Regions from separate parts of the Homo sapiens genome. Here all the other regions are linked to region 4. A link is a contact called in ENCODE Hi-C or POLR2A ChIA-PET data. All regions are on one chromosome and are shown on one strand. Each heading gives the region's core, a stretch centred on a gene start or an enhancer-like site at or near the end of the contact. The rest is flanking DNA. Distances are from core to core; before and after follow the strand shown. Region 1 holds the start of RNF152 (ring finger protein 152). Region 2 overlaps ALPK2 (alpha kinase 2). Region 3 overlaps NEDD4L (NEDD4 like E3 ubiquitin protein ligase). Region 4 holds the start of PMAIP1 (phorbol-12-myristate-13-acetate-induced protein 1). Region 5 holds the start of LINC03110 (long intergenic non-protein coding RNA 3110).

Region 1 (2,700 bases), core at 32-2,531, 2.0 Mb before region 4:
TCTCGGCCGGAGGAGCGGCGGCCGCCGGCCCGGGGCGCGAGTCTGGCTGAAAGGAGCGGGCGCGCCGGGACCACCCGGCGATGCTGTCGCCGCCGCCGCCGCCTCTGTAGCGAGCACCCGAGCCCGCCGCGGAGAAAGGTCAGTGAGTTTCGGTTTGTTTCTCTGCTCTGCCGGCTCCGGATCGGGGGCGGACAGAGGGGTGCGCAGGGATGTCTGCGCCCCTACGGCGGCCGCGCCGAAGCCGTGGAAGCGGGAAAGGGCAGCTGCCGCCTGCTGTAACTGGGGAGATCTTCTGGACCGCGGAGGGGGTGGCGGGGCCGCAGGGTCCCGGGGAGGGGAGCGCGGGGTCTGGCGGGGCACGGGGGAGGTGGTCCCGGGAGTTGCGTGTCTCCTGAGAGCTGGCGGAGTTGGGCGGGCGGCCGCGGCGGGGAGCGGCGCTGTCGGCTGCTCGGCCGAGTCCTCGGATGCCCCCTGGAGCTCCGGTCCGAGGGAGCTTTCCTCGTGCCCGCGCCGCGCGCGCCCCTGGGTGTGCACGTGCGCGCGCGCCCGCCCCAGTTGCGCCCCCGGCCCGCACACACCCCGGCTCATCTTCTCCCGGTCCCCTTGTCTCGCGCCTTCTCCAGCCCTAGAAGTTGCCCCAGGGCCCCTCCCGGGATTAGAGAGCGCTGTGAAGGGCCAGATGTTGGGGGTCTTTTGTGCAGACACACGCGCCTGGGGCGCTTGCTCCTGGAAGGACAGCGGCAGGACAAAGCCAGCTGGACTCGTGGGGCGCTGCTCGGGAAGCGGCGGTCCCCAATCCCGCCTGGGGTCGGGGCATGGCTTGGGGAGCGCTGCCTGGGTCTGGAGAGAGTAGAGAAATCGCCAAAGCAGAGTGACGGTGACTTGATGAGGTGACGGTGACTTGATGAGGTGGCGGTGACTTGATGAGGTGGCGGACAGGGGCAAACGAAAGAAAGATGCTCGGGATTGCCGCGCTGTGTGCCTGTCTGCGCGGCTGACTAGGCGCCCCGCATTCCCATATGACCGGGTTACCTGGTAGATTTTGCCAGTGTGTCTTTGCCCCAAGATGTTATTCCCCACCTGCTCCGATTTCTTTCTTTCCTAGGGCTTACTGTTGCTAGTAGGCGCTCTGCCACCAGAGGGGAACTCGTGGGCGGGGGAGACTGCGGAGGAGGGGGGAGGTGGTTATTTATCCTGTAGAGACAATTAGGAGCCGTGACGCCCCCTTCTCGGCCGCCAGCCCTCCACACCTCATCTGCCTTGCTCCACCTCCCTAGTGCACCCGCTCCAGCCCCGTCTGCCCAGGAGGGCGCTTGGATTTCCTTCTCCGCGGCGCGTATCTAACCCTTCCTGCATGTATTTCACTGCAGGCTGAAGAAAGCTCAGTCTCAATTGTGTTTCCTGCCTGTCAGCCTCTTGCCTCCTAAACGTGTACCATTTCCACTTGATGTCATCACGCAGAAGGGGTGAAAGAGACTCGGTGACAGATACAGGTAACCCCCCACGATCTGGGTAGCGCCTGGGTGTCTCTGGGTCATTTGGGCCGACAGTGCTGGCACAGGGCTGTTTGGGTGGTTTCTGCATCAACATCGTTCCTATCTGTGAGAAGGTGTGGGGGCTGCTAAAACTCCTGGTTCAAAGAAATAAATTGCAAATGACTTTATACCTTCCCTTTGAAGAAGCCATTGGAGGTAGGTGCAGGGTGAATTTGGGATTGTAGAAATCCCACCTGGTTTCCTTTCATGGGAATTTTGATATAATTCATACACAGGCAGTTGTATCTGAATGTTAGGTTTCCATAGATGCCTGCTTTCTTATCTGTAGTAATAGATTTAGGCTTCAGTCTAGAGGTGGGGTATCCTTTGTTGAAAAGGTATCATTGGAAGGCTGATTGTACTTTTGCCCAGTGCTCTAATTGAGCACCGGTCAAATGCAGTGACCTTCGTATGAAATACTGTCTTTCTTCTGTTCCTTCATTGTAATAGTGTTTGCAATATTAAGAGAGACATGCTAGCAGTGAGTACTGGGAGGTGGAAGGGAGGGCTGTTGGGGGCAGCAGAAAGAGAACAGAGAAAACAGCTTGAGTGAAGTTTCCATTTAGATAGCCATGAACCAGTAGACTCTCATTCTGGATTTTATCTTTAGGTTATTGGGGCTTTTCCAAAAACTCTGGCCTGTTCTTTTCTTTCCAAGGATAGTTCTGTTTTGATGTCAGCCTAGCCAGATCTGGGGTTATCTTGATAAGAGTGCAATGAAAAAACGTAACCTTCAGACTTAGCAGGACACTCCGGCATTAGCATTTTCTGCTAGAGGGCAGAGTCCTGCGCATCCTACACTAGTAGCAGGGAATAAGAATGGTTATGGAAATGGGCTTTCGATTTTTCTTGTAGGAAGACAGATTGCTGAGGGCCAAAGGCTCCTGGTCTACTCTCTTTTACATTGCAGTAACACCTTGGTATCTGTGACAGATTCTCTCTTCACCATTTTCCTCCAAATCCCTTGAAAAATGAAGTTAAAAACTTGAAAGATTTATTATTCACCTCCAATGTAGTTTTGTTTTGGAAGGTGACTTTAAAAACATAGGTGACACTAGCATTTATCCTTCTACTACAAGCATTCAGGAGTCACTAGTAAAAGCAGTTGAGTTATCTAGTCCCAGGTGAAACAAAGGCCAGTGCTTTGCAAAGATCAGATGAGTAA
Region 2 (2,741 bases), core at 16-2,515, 1.4 Mb after region 4:
GGTGCCCACGGCCCACTCACCCGCAAGCTCTAGGGAAGGAGCAGGGCAGCGCTCAGGTTGGGGGACGAGGGTCTCCGTGGTGGCTGAAACTGCTGGGGAAGAAGACAGTCAGGCTCTGAGCAACGTTCCATCTCTCTCTGATATCCTTTTGGAAGAGTCTAAAGAATATAGACCTGGAAATTGGGAGGCAGGCAACAAGCTGAAGATTATAACTCTAGAGGCTTCCGCTTCTGAAATCTGGCCACCACGACAACTGACAAATTCTGAGAGCAAGGCATCAGACGGTGGTCTCATAATTCCTGACAAGGTCTGGGCTGTACCTGATAGTCTAAAGGCAGATGCTGTTGTGCCTGAATTGGCCCCCTCTGAAATAGCAGCATTGGCTCACAGTCCAGAGGATGCTGAGTCAGCCCTTGCTGATAGCAGAGAAAGCCATAAAGGCGAAGAGCCCACCATCAGTGTACATTGGAGAAGTCTTTCTTCCCGGGGTTTCAGCCAACCCAGACTCCTGGAGTCATCCGTGGACCCTGTAGATGAAAAGGAGTTATCTGTCACAGATTCACTGTCAGCGGCTTCTGAAACTGGAGGGAAGGAAAATGTTAACAATGTGAGTCAAGACCAGGAGGAAAAACAACTCAAGATGGATCACACTGCCTTCTTTAAAAAGTTTCTGACCTGCCCTAAAATCCTAGAGTCCTCTGTAGATCCCATTGATGAGATAAGTGTGATAGAGTACACCAGGGCTGGAAAACCAGAGCCCTCTGAAACCACACCACAGGGCGCCAGAGAAGGGGGTCAATCAAATGACGGAAACATGGGCCACGAAGCGGAAATCCAGCCGGCCATTTTGCAAGTTCCATGTCTCCAGGGAACCATTCTGAGTGAAAATAGAATCAGCAGAAGCCAAGAAGGCAGTATGAAGCAGGAGGCTGAACAAATTCAACCTGAGGAGGCAAAAACTGCCATTTGGCAAGTCCTGCAACCCAGCGAAGGCGGTGAAAGAATTCCAAGTGGATGTAGCATAGGCCAAATACAAGAAAGCAGTGATGGGAGCTTAGGGGAGGCTGAGCAAAGCAAAAAGGACAAAGCAGAATTGATTTCCCCCACTTCACCTCTTTCTAGTTGTCTTCCAATAATGACTCACGCTTCTCTTGGGGTTGACACGCACAACTCCACAGGCCAAATTCATGACGTCCCTGAAAATGACATAGTTGAGCCCAGAAAGCGTCAGTATGTGTTTCCTGTTTCACAGAAAAGGGGAACTATTGAGAATGAGCGTGGGAAACCTTTGCCCTCTTCTCCTGATCTTACCAGGTTCCCTTGTACTTCATCTCCTGAAGGAAATGTCACAGACTTTTTGATAAGCCACAAAATGGAGGAACCTAAAATAGAGGTGCTTCAAATTGGGGAAACCAAACCCCCAAGCTCATCTAGCTCCTCAGCGAAGACCTTGGCATTTATTTCAGGAGAACGTGAGTTAGAGAAAGCCCCTAAATTACTGCAGGATCCATGTCAAAAGGGCACCCTGGGCTGTGCGAAAAAGTCCAGGGAGAGAGAGAAGTCCCTGGAAGCCCGAGCAGGCAAATCGCCAGGGACCCTCACAGCAGTGACGGGGTCAGAGGAGGTCAAGAGGAAGCCAGAAGCCCCAGGCAGTGGACATTTAGCTGAGGGAGTAAAGAAGAAAATTTTGTCCAGGGTGGCAGCACTGAGGCTGAAACTGGAAGAAAAGGAAAATATCAGAAAGAACTCAGCCTTTCTTAAAAAGATGCCCAAACTCGAAACATCATTATCACACACAGAAGAGAAACAAGACCCAAAAAAGCCATCTTGCAAAAGAGAAGGAAGAGGTGAGGTTCTGTTGCTGTCCATCATTGTTAAAGTTTGGGCTTGTAGACCAGGTATCCAGTTCCTGTGTCCTCGAGGGTCCTTTGCAATTAAGGCCAGTGTCCCCCAGGTGGGCATTGATGCTATGGTTGTGGCCAAGTGGCTTCAGCATGTGGCATCAGAATCACCTGGAGGACTTGTTAAAACCCAGATTGCTCCCCTCCCCCAGTGTGTGAAATTTGCACTTCTAACAAGTTCCCAGGTGATCTATCGGGAGAACCACGATTGAGAACCACTGATAAAGGCCGCCTGTAGGCATGTCTGTTGGAGGGGAATGTGATGAAGGTGCTTTTCCGTTTCATTATCCTCTTTTACAAAATCTATTTAAAAATATAAACAGAAGCATTAATCAGTGTAGCTAATTAGTATAATGAAATAGACCATGCACTAAGCAGGATTTGTGGAAATGAATATTTTGGTACAAATTGGGATTCTCCTCTTTAATCACTGATTTTTCATTAAAAATAACTTCCTTGAACCTTGGTTTTTTCTTCCAAATTTGAGTGTAACATTTCTTTTCAACTCACCCTTCCCATTTATCTAAATCTAAAATCCTCTGAGGTCTCTGTTCTAGGTTTCAGACCACTCAAGCCTCAAAAGTCCTTGATCAACCTCTACCTATGATGCTGTTAAAAAAAAAAAAAAAGTCCTGAAATTGCAGTTAATTCTACTTTGTCTGAGGAATCATTTCAGTCCCAAATTCCATTTATAGACCAAATTTTAGCCTGTTTTATTTCAGAGCTCTTCTTTCTCTCCCCACACACCCTGGTAGAAGTCAGAAGAGAAAATATTGCAGCAAGCTACAGTGGCCTGTGTGCTCTGGAGCGAAAAGCTACGGATGGCTGATCAGAAGGGAA
Region 3 (2,700 bases), core at 185-2,684, 1.8 Mb after region 4:
GATTTGCATATAACCTACACACACCCTCTCATATACTTTAAATCATCTCTAGATTACATATAATACCTAATACAACACAAGTGCTACATAAATAGATGTGATACTGCGTTATTTGCATTACTTTTTGTTATATTGTTATTTTTCATTTTTCTAAATTTCTGAATATCTTCAATCTGCAGTTGGTTGAATCTGCAGAGGGAGAACCTGCAGATGGGGGTGGGGGTTAACTGTATTTTTAAAAGGAAGAAAATTTGATGTCAAAATTGGTTCTGTGAGTGGGCCCTGAGAGAGAATTCACTGAAAGAAAAGTGTTATCATACTTATTGCACAGAATTTTTGCCACATATTTCCAGGGTCAATTTTGTTCACTTTCTGGTTCTGATTATGTCTTCAATAGGTGGGGTTACAGCATAACAAGTTTCAGGAAAGTGAGCCGTTATAGTAGTTAAAAGTTGATTTTTAATCAGTCTTCCTAGGCCCTGTGTCTCTGGAGACATGTGAGCCACAGCTCACCAAGCAGTCACCACCCCCCACCCCTCTGTACCATTACTGCCTCTCACACAATGGAAATGTATTCAAATGCAGGCAGTCATGGAGGGGGAAGAAGATGAGAAGAAAGGAAATACATACCCGACCTTAATTCAAAATGATTTATCAGAGCTTAAATAAACATTCAGGGAAAGAAAAACAGAGGAAAAAAAAGATAAAATTAGGCTAGGAGTTAAGTGGATGTAGAAAAACTAACCAACCAAGGAAGGCAACACACTGGCCCTTGCTGGTAAAGCTTCTTGGTAGCCACATCAACATTAGGGTCTTAATAAATGGGTTGTGAACCATTTGCTTCTATACTAATTTAAAATAATACCCCCATTCATGTCATCATGAATAATTCACCCACTTTCCAAAAAGCACCCAACATGACACAATTAAACAAAAAAAAGTTCTCCATCCTGGCTCATTCTCTCTCTTGGTTTACAGTTGACATTTGCTATGAAGTAACTGACAAAGGCAGAACAACCATCCAAAGAGGTTTACAAATGCATCTGCCTTTGAATAAAAATGCATAGAATACGGAAAGCATTTCCATCTGGGAATACAGTTTTCTATTTCATGATGTCATTCTGTAATTTACTAATTGCAGGGTATGCAAAAATCTAATGTGCAAATGGAGGCTCGCAGGCCCAGTGCAATGAGCAACAGTCACTTGCTACTCAAATGACACTCGACACGGACGGAACCGAGAAATACTTATTGGAAACCTCAGCCCTCATTACCCAAAACAAAGAACGGGCTCTTTCCATGACCAGGCACTCCAGACACCAAATGCAAATTAAACCAACAGAACAAAAACTGTATTCAGAAGGCGCAGATTGCAAAAGCCTTGTTCTGAGTTCAGCCATTCACAGACCCTGAGGAGGACATCGCCCTCAGAGAAACACAGCTGGGCCACGCTGAATATGCCAGGAGTGATGCTCCTTTTAAGCCCAGAGATGTTCGACTCCACTTATCTAAGTCTTTCTACTTAGTAGTTTTCCTTCTCCTGGTTGGCTGTATCAGATGACTACTGAAATTTCATCTGATAGAAAAAGACATCCATTCCCTGCTGACATTTTTTGAAGCCATTGCTAAACTTCCATAACCCATAATCAAGTTATTTCTTTTTCATCCAGGCACGGTGGCTCACACCTATAATCCCAGCACTTTGGAAGGCAAAGGAGGGAGGATCCCTTGAGCCCAGGACCTTGAAACCAGCCTGGGCAAGCCAGTGAGACCTCATCTCTACAAAAAATACAAAAATTAGCCAGACATGGTGGTGTGCGCCTGTCATCCCAGCTACTCGGGAGGCCAAGGCTAGAGGGTCACTTGAGCAAGGAGGTCAAGGCTGCAGTGAGCCATATTCGCACCACTGCACTCCAGCCTGGATGGCAGAGCAAGACCCTGTCTCAAAAGAAAATATTTTTTTAATTAAAAATAAAAACATTCTTTCTTTTCTGCCCCCTAAAAGGAGCCTCCCACTCCAATATCCATTTCCATTAATGCCTACATCAGCTAAGTACGTAGGAGGAAGATGTTTCCTCAGGTTTTGCAGGTTTGTTTGTTTTTAAGGCCTTGCCCACTATGAGAGAGAGCCTGGTTTATGAACAAGTCAAAATCTCTTGCTCAGAAGAGAGATCTGGAATGCTTTAGCCAAGCTGTGGCCCAGCCTCTGTTCTCAATGTAAGAAAGGTCCCCAAAGGGTATTTTAATCCTATTCGTGAAACTTGAGTTTAGGATAAGGTCTTGGCGTTCAAAAGGCATACATAGACCAGGGGAAAGGAGCTGTCCTCTGGATCTGTTTGCTAAAACAATTTATCACCTTGGGAAAGTCCCTTAACCACCAATTGTCTCTCTCAAGCAGGTGGCAAGTAAATTACACTGTCATTACTCTGGCCTCTAAGGGAACTGGCTTGAGAGCTACAGTCTAACATAAATCTCAACTTTCAGAGGTAATTTCAGAATCGGCCATGATGTTAAGGGGCCTTAATGACTGATAGCCCAAGGAAGTGGTCCTCCTCACCCTACCACAGACAAGTGCTCCTCCCCACTCCAGACAGGGAAAATAGTACTCACTTCCCTGAGCCCACAGCAGCAGGCAGGTCCTGTGCTTCCTTTACCGAGCCCGAGGATGCATCATCCCAGCATGCTTCTGTCTTTGTCTTG
Region 4 (2,700 bases), core at 155-2,654:
TTCTAAAAGAAAAACCAAATACCATTCAGCGTCCGACACTGGAAGCCCTGAATTCTAAGTGGAAAAGTTATCCCTTTCACCAAAAATGTAGAAAACAAGGCAGAAAATACTTCCCGGTCATTTCCTTAATTTTTTAAAAATTGCATTACACACCTATAAATGTATTAGTATCAATCAAATCAAGTTTAAGAGGGACTTTGTGCTGCTTCCTGTTCTTGGGAATTAAGTCGGACCAGAAAGTGCTATGCATAAGTAAGATCCTTCAGAAAGAAACAAGGTCAGAATCCTAAGACATCACAAAAGGTAGACAAAGCTTTTTCCATCCCACACAAGCGCCAGAGACAGCAGCCTGTTACCAACTTAGGCATGGTCACATTTGCAATGCACCACTTCCTTCGCACGCCCCAGGAGCTCTATAAAATGAAAGTAACTTAAAAGGTGGGGGGGGCGTATAATCGTCTGATGCAACAGCAGTATGGCCCACACAGACTTCGGGCTCTGGGCAGTGACTGGGTTCTCTGTTTAGATTTAGAAAAAGCATGGGGCCGGGGCGCTGGCCTGAAAACTTACGATGGAGCTGTATGTATCGGGGTGGGGAGTGCGAATGAATGAATGAAAAAAAGGAGCGGACTAACTCCTATTCTCCTATCCCCACCTCCCACAATATCGATTATTTAAATGTTACAAGATTTTCTAGGCTCCTGAACACAGGGGCCCTTGTGGGGCCGTCTCTGGAAGCGCTGGGAGTCCAGGCGGTCCCCGGGGCTCTCTCCTGCCCCTTCTGCCGCGACAATGACTTTCTCCTAGAGACAGCCGCCTACACTTGCACTTGTTCCTCGTGGCCCCGGGGAAGGGCAAGTGGCGAGGAGGAAAGAGAGGAGGAAAGGAGCTTTTTGCCCCTGGTGAAACGCAGCTGCATCCCAATCGCAAATCCGGCTTGGTCCCTCGCCGTACCCGCCGTACCCGCCGGTCCTGGGGAAAAACCCCGAAGAACTTTCTGGAGGCGCCCCTAAGGCTCGCGCCAGGGCACAGACCTGGCCCGACCTTGACCCCCGTGCAGTCTGTGCTTGAGCCCCGGCGAGCTGAGCCCGCCCCAGCCGAGACCTCGACCCCGGCCCCGACCCCGCCCGGCCTGGGTCTTCGCTGGCCCCAGCGGGTCGGTACCTGCTGGAGCCCGCGCGGGGCTCGGTTGAGCGTTCTTGCGCGCCTTCTTCCCAGGCATCTCCGCCGGTGCCGCCGCCCACTCAGCTACAGAGCCCGGGAACCTCAGCCTCCAACTGGAGCACCTCGGACAGCTGCAGGACGCGAGCTGAACACGAACAGTCCTGCAGGCAGGGATGCTGGGATCGGGTGTCCGGACGCGCGGAGATGCCAACTACACACGGTGAGTGCCCGGGAAACTCTGAGATCCCCGCGCCAGAGACCACGCTTTTGTCCAGTGAGAACTTCCCTGGTGACGTAGGGAAACTAGACGCCCGGCCCGCCCCTGTCCCCGCCCCTGTCCCCGCCCCGCAGACGGCGTTATGGGAGCGGACGCGGGACGCGGGCGGGGAAGTACCCCGCTGAGCGCGACCTGCCCGGACACGCTCCCGACCCGCGGCGGCGCCGACCCGCGGCGGGGGGCGCAGAGCGCTCGGCCCCGAAATTACTTCCTTACAAAACGAGGTGGGAGGAGAAGGGGGTCGGCTTTGACCATCTGCAAACGCTGGACGTCGTCAGCGGCAGTGGTGGCGGGAGCTGGGAGTGGCGGGAGCTGGGAGTGGCGGGAGGGGAAGGGTTTAACCAGGAGGAACGTTGTGGGTGGGGAGAGACCAGAGGCCTTGGCAATTAGAGACTTGGGTAAACAAGCCCAGAAAAGAGATTGGAAAAGGAAACTTTTCGAACTTGAAGAGTATGGGCAGTAACAGGGAAGGGAAATGAGAAGAACCTTAATCACCGCAGAGGAGATGCCAGAGGCCCTGTGAGAAAGCTCCGGGTCCCAGGAAGTCACTGCAAACAGAAGCCCTGGTGCCAGCCAGAAAGAACATCGTGTTTGAGTTGGGAAGGGATTTGTGTGTGTCCTTCCAGATAGGTCGATATCGCCCATTGTGGATGTTTAGCAAAAACGAGTGGATCGTTATCATATGGAAAACGTTCAAATCTTTTGTGGGAGGGCTGAGCTACCTGGGAACGTGAAATTATTTGCATAATGTTTGGCGAGGCCATGAGTAATTCTACTATTATGAAGAGGAGTAATTAGGAGTGGTTAACGGTTACTGAGAGCCGCTTCATGCTAAGGACTTTGACATGCATTTTCTCATTCCGTCCTCAGAACAACCGTTGCTACTTTACGGGTGCAGAAACTGAGGTTTGTAGAAAATTGCCCAAGTTCACTTAGGCAGAGAGCACTGCCCTGATTCCGAACCAGGCAGGCCCACAGAGAGCAAGAGCTCTTACCCACTGTAGCCTTCCCAGCAATCAGTTTCTTAGAAAATGTGTGTTTTCGCCGAACGCGGTGGCTCACGCCTGTAATCCCAGCTCTTTGGGAGGCCGAGGCGGGTGGTTCGTTTGAGGCCAGGAGTTCGAGACCAGCCTTGCCAATATGGTGAAACCCCGTCTCTACTGAAATACAAAAGATTAGCCGGCCTTGGTGGTGCACGCCTGTCGTCCCAGTTGCTTGGGCGGCTGAGGCACGAGAATCGCTTGAACCTGGGAGGCGGA
Region 5 (2,700 bases), core at 155-2,654, 1.2 Mb after region 4:
GTTAGGTGCCAAGAATTGATTCAAAGCTCCTGATCACTGGGCTGTTCATTCAGAGTGTGGGAGTTCCTTGGTGTGGTACACTGTAGACACATTTAAACAGAGGGCAGCGTGGACTGGATGTTCTCTGAGGTCCCTTTACTTCCGAGGTTCTAAGTAGTAAGGGACTTTGGATAAGGGAGAAACTTAAAAAAGTTACAGTGGCTGAAGAAAGCCTAAGAGAAAAGTAGGGGCCTAAATTGTACCTGAAGGCTGGGCAGAGTTGGAAGGACATATTAGTTCCTCCAGACAGGAGAACATATGATCAAAGACTACCTGTGGACAATTATCACAGATCAAAGACTAGCTGGGGACAATGATCACAGTGACTGCAGGATGGTGGAATACTTATGAAGCAAATAATATGTAAATAAGATTTATTTGTGTCAGGGAGGGGGCAGCATTTAAATAACCGGCAGTTGAAAATTGTACCATATTAGTTATATGTCTAAAATTAGATGTTCAGAATAAACAGCTATTTCAGAAGAATGGACACAGTATTAAATTAAAATACAAGTAAGATTTATTTGTTGGAGGAAGTGGGAGAGGAAGGTACATGTTCAGTTGACTCAACAGTTTAAATCATACCTAAGACATTTACATATCAGCTATATGCTAATCCTTATATGATAATTAGTAATTAAATTCATTTTGCAAAAACATCAGTGAAAGCTTTGCTGTGAAACAGTTTTGTAGGAGGCTAGTTGAAATTATTGTTAAATGCCTATTTGAAAGGGCAATTAGTTAGACTATTCTGTAGTTCAAGCTTTTCACTAAGTGACTTAGTGAGTTATACTTAATGAAGTTCTGTTATATATAGATCAGAGGTCCGAAGCTCTTGGAAATTCTTATATTTTAATAAAGTAAGCAGTCAAGAACTGTTTAATGATAATAAGAGTAGCTTGACACAGATACATATTTAGTCACCTGTTTAACAATCACAGAATATCAACCCTAAAGAGCACCTTAGCTGACCTAGGCCAAGACCTTCAGCATCAGACAGTCTTGTAGCCTGGAGAGATTTTTCTCTGTCTCTTCCTAAACCTCTACTATAGTGGTTCTTAAAGTGTGGTCCTGCCTCAGCAACATCAGGGACCTTTTGAAAAATGTAAATTCTGGCTGGGTGTGGTGGCTCACACCTGTAATCCCAGCACTTTGGGAGGCTGAGGTGGGCTGATCACTTGAGGTCAGGAGTTTGAGACCAGCCTGGCCAACATGACGAAACCCTGTCTCTACCAAAAATATAAAAAATTAGCCGGGTATGGCAGCACGCACCTGTAATCCCAGCTACTTGGGAGGCTGAGCCAGGAGAATTGCTTGAACCCGGCAGGCAGAGGTTGCAGTGAGTCGAGATCTTGCCACTGTACTCCAGCCTGGGTGACAGAGCGAGACTCCATCTCAAAAAAAAAAAAAAAAAAAAAGAGTTAAAAACATGCAAATTCTTAGGCCCCACCTCTGATCCCCTGATCGACTGAATCGAAACTCTGGGGTGGACCCAACAATATGTAGCTTAGTAAGCCCTCCAGGTGATCCTGATCCACACTGGGGTTTGAGAACTGTTTCCCCACACTACAGCTTCAAAATATCTTGAGGAAATAACTTCTCTTAGATCACTCTTAGCCACACAGAGAAATACTTCCTGTTTTATGTCTAAATTTATCTTCCTAAAGCTTTGAAGGGTGGAGCACACTATCTTCAGAAGTGTAGATACTTTTTTCACATTCCTTTATGGGCAACATGCTAGGGTGCATCTCAGCAGAAGGGTGGCCAAGCCTGGGAGGGGATGAAGACAGAGCTGGCACTAAGCAGGGACATGGGGAAACAAGGGCTGATCTTAGCCATTATTTGATTATTTGATAATCCAAGATTCACTCCAAAGAGGAGCACAGCATAGTCTGGTTCAGCACCTGGGTTTTTAAGACTAATAACACTGAGTCAGAGATTCACAAGGTTGTGGGGGGAATCTTTGGACCTAGGTAGTAGAGATAAAATGACGGGAATCATCTATACTGGCCAACATTGTTCTAGAAATTGTCTGAATAAAGCATAACAGAATAGAGAAGGGTCCAACCCTCTGGGGATATAGCATTGACAAGGAAAAAATGACCTCAGATGACTGGCTGCAATTTAGGGCAGGATTCTACTGCTCCCCTCCCCCTCATTTCTGCCAACCCAGCATTAGCTAAGAAATCCAGGGATCCAGGATGTACAAGTAATGAGGGCGGAAGGAGCACATAGGTGGTCCAACTGTGCTGCTGAGGTCTTCCCAGCACTGTTTGGGATCTGTTCCAGAGAAGGGAAGGACTGTGCAGATAGCTGGTGGCTACTGCTTTGTCTGCCTAGAGTGGAGTAGCACTCTGTTCTCAGGAATACTGCTTTCCACAGTGTGGTTTAATGGGATCCCCCAGTTTCTGACTGATCTGCTTCCCTAACTCAGTGATTGGCTACAGATAGGCATGTTCCCCAAATTCAGTCCTGAGACTTCTGACCTTCAACCAGATGGAAGATCTTGGGTTTGCTCAGGTGGCAAACCTGTGAGGTATGAGTCTGAGCTGTTCGGTGGCCATGTCCCACAGGCTGTGCAGAAGAAGCCAGTCTGTGGTGGGAGAGAGTGGCTGGTGCACTGAGAGAAGCAGAAACAAGAGACAGAGAAAGGGCGGGTGG

Evidence for each region. A loop is a pair of places that touch in the nucleus more often than their neighbours do. ChIA-PET counts read pairs that join two places held with the same protein, here RNA polymerase II (POLR2A). Pooled maps may share reads with other maps.
Region 1: a loop to region 4 is called in a pooled map, with 17 times the contacts of the local background. The contact joins the promoter of RNF152 here to the promoter of PMAIP1 in region 4. A Hi-C loop is called at or near these places in 7 of 50 pooled maps. POLR2A ChIA-PET finds 5 or more read pairs at or near these places in 2 of 52 experiments (HEK293 and MCF 10A).
Region 2: a loop to region 4 is called in a pooled map, with 5 times the contacts of the local background. The contact joins the enhancer-like site here to the promoter of PMAIP1 in region 4. A Hi-C loop is called at or near these places in 3 of 37 single-sample maps with no recorded cell type and 7 of 50 pooled maps. POLR2A ChIA-PET finds 5 or more read pairs at or near these places in 1 of 52 experiments (activated naive CD4-positive, alpha-beta T cell).
Region 3: a loop to region 4 is called in a map with no recorded cell type, with 6 times the contacts of the local background. The contact joins the enhancer-like site here to the promoter of PMAIP1 in region 4. A Hi-C loop is called at or near these places in 1 of 37 single-sample maps with no recorded cell type. POLR2A ChIA-PET finds 5 or more read pairs at or near these places in 1 of 52 experiments (Caco-2).
Region 5: a loop to region 4 is called in a map with no recorded cell type, with 5 times the contacts of the local background. The contact joins the promoter of LINC03110 here to the promoter of PMAIP1 in region 4. A Hi-C loop is called at or near these places in 1 of 37 single-sample maps with no recorded cell type and 3 of 50 pooled maps. POLR2A ChIA-PET finds 5 or more read pairs at or near these places in 2 of 52 experiments (GM10248 and activated B cell).

The regions. Positions count from the first base shown.
Region 1 is chr18:61,891,588-61,894,287 of GRCh38, reverse strand. RNF152 (ring finger protein 152) reads left to right here and starts at 1,281. Exons shown (of 2, transcript NM_173557.3): 1 at 1,281-1,493. RefSeq lists a silencer at 1-95.
Region 2 is chr18:58,533,940-58,536,680 of GRCh38, reverse strand. It overlaps ALPK2 (alpha kinase 2), which reads left to right. Exons shown (of 13, transcript NM_052947.4): 5 at 1-1,847. Among named protein-coding and RNA genes, the nearest start is that of ALPK2-AS1, 22 kb to the left of the region's middle. RefSeq lists enhancers at 122-181, 742-941, 1,002-1,221, 140-1,339, 1,332-1,381 and 1 more. Within about 2 kb of position 1,265, at least 3 of the 41 ENCODE cell types and tissues checked have a DNase peak (open chromatin) inside an H3K27ac peak, as active enhancers do.
Region 3 is chr18:58,100,070-58,102,769 of GRCh38, reverse strand. The region is part of intron 1 of NEDD4L (NEDD4 like E3 ubiquitin protein ligase); the gene reads right to left. Among named protein-coding and RNA genes, the nearest start is that of NEDD4L, 57 kb to the right of the region's middle. Within about 2 kb of position 1,434, at least 3 of the 41 ENCODE cell types and tissues checked have a DNase peak (open chromatin) inside an H3K27ac peak, as active enhancers do.
Region 4 is chr18:59,898,700-59,901,399 of GRCh38, reverse strand. PMAIP1 (phorbol-12-myristate-13-acetate-induced protein 1) reads right to left here and starts at 1,404. Exons shown (of 2, transcript NM_021127.3): 1 at 1,165-1,404. The coding sequence starts at 1,222. RefSeq lists silencers at 1,038-1,247, 1,398-1,807 and an enhancer at 1,564-2,315.
Region 5 is chr18:58,657,243-58,659,942 of GRCh38, reverse strand. It overlaps LINC03110 (long intergenic non-protein coding RNA 3110), which reads right to left and starts at 1,404. Exons shown (of 4, transcript NR_187442.1): 1 at 1,312-1,404; 2 at 1-80.